Linked DNA regions of Homo sapiens: region 1 is linked to region 2. The links are chromatin loops, found by intact Hi-C in ENCODE. Cell type or tissue: endothelial cell of umbilical vein. All regions are shown on one strand. Links, peaks and the distances in the headings refer to the core of each region. The heading gives the core; the rest is flanking DNA. Region 1 has its middle 67 kb from the start of LINC02656. Region 2 has its middle 49 kb from the start of LINC02648.

What was found. Peaks named below come from ENCODE experiments on the same cell type or tissue, not always from the same donor. Only the 100,000 strongest peaks of a DNase experiment are listed, where the experiment ranks them.
Region 1: it touches region 2 in a loop (19-fold over the local background); 75 of 110 quality-filtered maps call a loop at or near these places.

Annotation. Positions count from the first base shown.
Region 1 is chr10:6,415,817-6,418,861 of GRCh38, reverse strand. It overlaps a transcript of PRKCQ not described here. Among named protein-coding and RNA genes, the nearest start is that of LINC02656, 67 kb to the right of the region's middle. In endothelial cell of umbilical vein, for the core only: a CTCF peak has its summit at 1,778 (motif pointing left); a DNase peak (open chromatin) is centred at 1,791; H3K27me3 peaks cover 371 bases.
Region 2 is chr10:6,666,647-6,669,412 of GRCh38, reverse strand. No RefSeq gene overlaps it. Among named protein-coding and RNA genes, the nearest start is that of LINC02648, 49 kb to the right of the region's middle. In endothelial cell of umbilical vein, for the core only: a CTCF peak has its summit at 1,559 (motif pointing right); no DNase peak of the experiment used is centred there.

The DNA.
Region 1 (3,045 bases), core at 333-2,832, 250 kb after region 2:
GACAGAATAGATAGATGATACATAGGTAGATAGATGGATGATAGATTGATAGGTAGGTAGGTAGACAGATGATTGATAAATAGACAGACAGGCTCTCTCCCTGGAAGGTTGACAGTTCCTTGAGCTGGGACTGAAAAAGCACAGGAAATATAACTTTATCAGACACATTTAGAGGGTTTTTGAGCTGAGGTTTCAGTTATGATGGATCAGTCGCCAGGCTTCCCTCTGACTCTATGGTCCTGTAATTAGCCACAGGAGTTTGGGTGGAAAGGAGCACTGAGGGCTCCTGAGCTGAATGCCAGGGGTCGGGTGAGGATAGGGAAAGTCTCTTAAGGAGTGGTGGGCAGGTATTCCTTCCTCTTTTCTGTAGTAACACATGAGAGGGGGAGAAAGCAGGGGAGGAAAGGATGGAAACAAAGAAGGAACCAGACTTTGCTTTGCTTTCCACCTCCTGGGGACGTCAGAGCCGGCCCAGACTGATCTCTGCCATGAAGGAGCACGGATTCTTCCCAGTGTCCTAAGCCCTGCCTATCAGCTCTTTGTCATTCATCAGCATCCACTGGCAAGAGAAGAATGTCAAGAAAGTTTAGTGATCTAAGAATTTTTTTCCAAGCCTCAGAGGTTTTAGAGATGCATCTTTTCCTTTCTTTTTAATACATCCAAAGGTTCTGCGACTTCACAGGTGATATTTTAAAATACAAACAGCAACACGTAATGAATTTTAAATCAAGGATGTTGTTATTTGGAAAAAGTCAGTTAGAACTCTTGCTGTCAAATACGCTTTCAGAAGAAACAAGTTTTGGAGGAGCCTGAGAAGGCTCATAAGACAAGAAGACGGGCATCTGGGAGATGACGGAAGAAGGCGCGCCTCTGGGAGATGGGGGAAGGAGACCCATGTCTGGGAGATAGCGCCTCTGCGAGTTGGTGAAAGAAGGCATGCCTCTGGGAGGTGGTGGAAGTGAAGGGACTTTTGCTGGGAGCAAGCACTGTTGAGAAGCTGGAGATGTAGGAATGACATTAAAAATCTAAAGTTACTTCAGCCACTAGAGAGCCAAGGGACATGGAGTGACAGGAAGGACTCCAACAGAACTCACTGTTTCCCTTCTCCCAGCATGTCCTGGCTGCTCACCTGGCTGGATACTCTCACCTGGCTGTGCACCTGGATTCTCGACTGAATGTTCACGTGGCCACTCTATCGTCCAGCTAAGGCAACATTGGAAGCTCAGGGTCTAAGGCAGCCACCATCGGGGAAGATGCCAGGACAAGCATGGATGGATCAACAGATTCTGAGCATCACGCTGGCATCGTTTTAGATCGCACGCATTCCGAACATCAGAACAGTTACGTCAATTCGAATTTGGGGTTTGACCGAAATTGAACTTGAATGTGGATTATCTAAGTAAAATCTAGAGAAGAAAAGAATTTCTCTGCAGGTGCATGTAATAATCACCACAAGGTTATTGTTTTTTGTTTTTGGTTTGGTTTTTTTCCAGTGCTGCAGGCTTTAAGAAGCTCTGGGTGTCCAACCAAAGACACAAATCTGAAAAACAAGTGGAAAATCTAACTCCAGCAAAGCCTACTCAAATTTCAGTCAGTATTTCAAAATAACAACTGATGACATCCACCCAACAGAAACTAGAAACTACCCACTTTTAACTGCCCCTGTTTTCCTCCTCGACCCTCTCCTCCTCCCACTTAAGGACAAGACACCTATTTCATGTTGCCATGGAAATTGTGCTTTTAAGGTTTTCCTGAGATAACATTGGTTATATGGTGAGGTGGAGACCTCTAGTGTCCCAAACTTGTATTTCCTTTAAGAATACATTACAGGAGTGGTGTCTAGGATGGTGAATTTATCAAGAGGAAAGTTGAGCCTGCTGACCAGGTCTGGCTATAAAATGACCAAATCCCAGAGTGAAATAAGAAGAAGAATCATACCACCTTACTCCTGCAAGAATGATCATAATTTAAAAGTCAAAAAATAATAGATGTTGGCAGGGATGTGGTGAAAAGACAACACTTTTACGCTGCTGGTGGGAATGTAAACTAGTACAACCACTGTGGAAAACAGTGTGGAGATTCCTTGAAGAACCAAAAGTAGAACTACCATTCAATCCAGCAATCCCACTACTGGGTGTGTACCCAAAGGGAAAAAAAGTCCTTCTATGAAAAAGACATTTGCACATGTATGCTTATAACAGCACAATTCACAACTGCAAAGATATGAAACCAACCTAAGTGCCCATCAACCAATGAGTGCATAAAGAAAATGTGGTCTATATACACCATAGCACACTACTCAGCCATAAAAAGGAATGAAATAATGTCTTTTGCAGCAACTTGGATGGAGCTAGAGACAATTATTATAAGTGAAGTAACTCAGGAATGGAAAACCAAACATCATATGTTCTCATTTATAAGTAGGAGCTAAGCTATGAGGATGCAAAGGCATAAGAATGAAATAATGGACTTTAGGGACTCAAGGGGAAGGGTGGAGGGGCTGAGGGACAAAGGTCTGCACAGTAGGTACAGTGCACACTGCTCAGGTAATGGGTGCACCAAAATCTCAGAAATCACCGCTAAAGAACGTATCCATGTAACCAAAAACCACCTGCACCCCCAAAAAAACTATTGAAATAAAAAATTCAATTAAATTTTAAAAAAAGAAGAATCTTTGTATTTTGCACTCATTGTATGTCTGCTCAATCATATCAAGAATCCAAATGGCTATATCCTAATAAATATTTGATTCCTACAGGCTTATTTGCCAAGTATTCTATAAAGTGGTCCATTCCTTTTTCAAAAGAGGAAAACAGGCCAGGCATGGTGGCTCATGCCTGTAATCCCAGCACTTTGAGAGGTCGAGTCGGGCATATCACCTGAGGTCAGGAATTCAAGACCAGCCTGGCCAATATAGTGAAACCCCATCTCTACTAAAAATACAAAAAATTAGCCAAGCATGTTGGAGGACACCTGTAATCCCAGCTACTCAGGAGACTGAGGCAGGAGACTCTCTTGAACCCAGGAGGCGGAGGTTGCAGTGAG
Region 2 (2,766 bases), core at 7-2,506:
TGCCTCATTTATCTCTCCCTTTTATTTGTCTTGTAAATGATTCCATTTCTTCTCTGTCTGAATGACTGAAAAGGCTGAATTTGAAAATTTGATCTGTTAGCAAAATATATCCCAGCTCCCTTGAAACTCTCAGTAAAATGTATCTATTTCCTTAAAAGCAACAATTTCAGTGTGTGATAGAAAGAGATTAAATCAATACAACACAACACAATAAACCTTCTTTGTCTCATGTCTTCTATAAAACCCGCCTCAAAACAATTTTCAATCTTAAGTAATACCATTACCAAGTTATAGGCAGCTCCCTGAGGAAACCTGAAGGAATGCTGAGCCGTAATGGGCTTCGGGGCTATTTCAGAGCATTAGTCTCTGGTTTATAAAATACAGGGGAATCTTTGCTTTTCACATAATGTCTCCAAAAATTCATGCTATTTATTGCACCATTAAATGCTTTAGAAGGACTTTCTATGTAAAGAAAACCTTTGGTGGATCATTTTCTAAAACAAATGAAGACTCCTCAATTTTAACTGCTTTACAAATTCACTTCTTATGTGGATCAGATTTACTTTGGGACGATCTAGAATTTTTATTTAAAGGGGCCTGTGGGTAGATTTGGCCACTGTTTTTTCTTAGATGGTGCATTTCTCCAGGGTGGTTTCAGGGGGTGGCTGTGGATGCTGTTGATTAAGATGCTCAAGGTTCGCCCATTACCAGTCATCCCCCTTGGCACTACCACTAGGATTACCCTTAAATATCTCTTATTTCTTCTACACAAATAGATAAGACTGTAGTAAAGTCCAGATGCCCACCTTTACATGTCCAATTTTTTCTTTTCTCTGGCTTATTGTGAATAATGTGTCACCCAAGCCAATACCAGCACCTTTCTGAAGATTACTATATCTGAAATGTGCAGAGCTGGCTTTGTTACTTAAGGATGCTGAAGCAAACTATATCATAACACAGAAAATAACTATAAGCCGCATGTTCCTCATAGCCATGCCTTGCTCCCTGAAGAAGCAAGTGCTGGGAAGTATGCCAGAAGGAAGAATAAAGGATACTTTGGGCACAGTGTGGTGCAACTGTCCTTTCCTCTTCTCGATTAGGGAAACTTGGTAAGTGATTGGAGTGGCAACACCCCAGCAGAACGAGACGTTTACAGAGAGAATCCACTAGTGTCTATACTATACTATGTAACACGGTATTCACTATACACACGGGCTTCTTAATTTTCAACTCATTAAAATTAAGTAAAACTAAAAATTCAGTTGCTCAGTTACATTAGCCAAAGGTGCCCATGGCTACTACGGTGGGTAACATGATATAAAACATTTCTATCATCACGGAAAGTTCTAAAGTGCTGATCTGGACAACTTCGTTTCACAGGAAGTTTATTGGCTCTGACAAGTTCATAATAAATGGCCCAAAGAATCAAGATTGAGAATCCTCAGATAGCTTTCCCTTTATAACTACAAGGGGTTAAGTCTGACATAGGTAACCAAAGAATCGAAAAAAGCAGGATTTACAAATTGCACAGGGCCAGGAGGGGGAGCTATGATCCTCTGACATTGAGTCTGACTCTTCCCCGCTACTGGAAATTGGATATTGCACAGCTGTGGCTGGATTAAGGCATCAAAATAATACAAGTCTAGTTTTGCTATAACTGTAGAATAGTTATAGCAAAATAAAAAAAACTTTTGTGACACTCTTAATTTTCGACATTTTAGAAGAAAAAAACTGATAGATTTTTTTATAGCAAATAAGCATCAGGTCATTACACAAAGTATATACAAAATAGCACTACATAATTTTCAAGGCAATGTACATATCTAAATACATTTATGGGATTCATTTGGAATGCACTGTCAATACACACAGTGACTTAGAGCTGTGATATGAGTGAACACCGATGACTTTTCCATCTCAGACTCCTGAAATGCAGTGGAAGAGGGGATGTCCAGTTACATGTTGATGAATAAAAATAGCAAAGGAAATATATAAGTAGAAAGCCCATAATAAGACAGAGTCTCCCAGTCATCCACACGACCACAACAGTCCCATTTAGTAAACTGTACTGCAGTTCCCTGAGTGATGGTCTGGTGTCCGTAATGAATAGTGCCTCTGTCCAATGTACCAACGTCTGGCCCTCAGGAAAAAAAAATATATATATATAAAATATATATAAAATATATAAATATATATAATATATATTTATATATTATATATCATATATAACATATATTATATATCATATATAACATATATAAATATTATATTGTATATATCATATATATAATTTATATATAAAATATATATATATATATATAAAATAATGTGCTGGGCTCATCTGACTTTTGTACGTAAGGCCCTGCACATGGAAAGTTGTCCACTTAGATAACAGGAATTATGCAGCATCAAATATGTCATTACCATACATCTAGAAGCATTTAGAGCCTTTCTAAATTTTATAACCACAGGACAGATTTGACATGATGGAGTTAACATTCATGCTTCAGCTATTTGTGAGTCATACGTGAAGGATATTTTATGTGTCCTTTTGTGGAGGCTTGATTTGGAGACAGGAGTCAGTCCCTGGGGTCTTTAGTGACCGTCTTCAACTAGGCTGCATTGCATCCCAATCGTGACACAACCTCACTGCGGCCAGGCAGTAAATTCAATGAGTAGATATTGTCAACCCCATTGCACTGATGAAGAAGCTGAGAAGAGTATGTCTGCAGTGGTGGTTTGGTAATGGACTATCTCAATGATTTC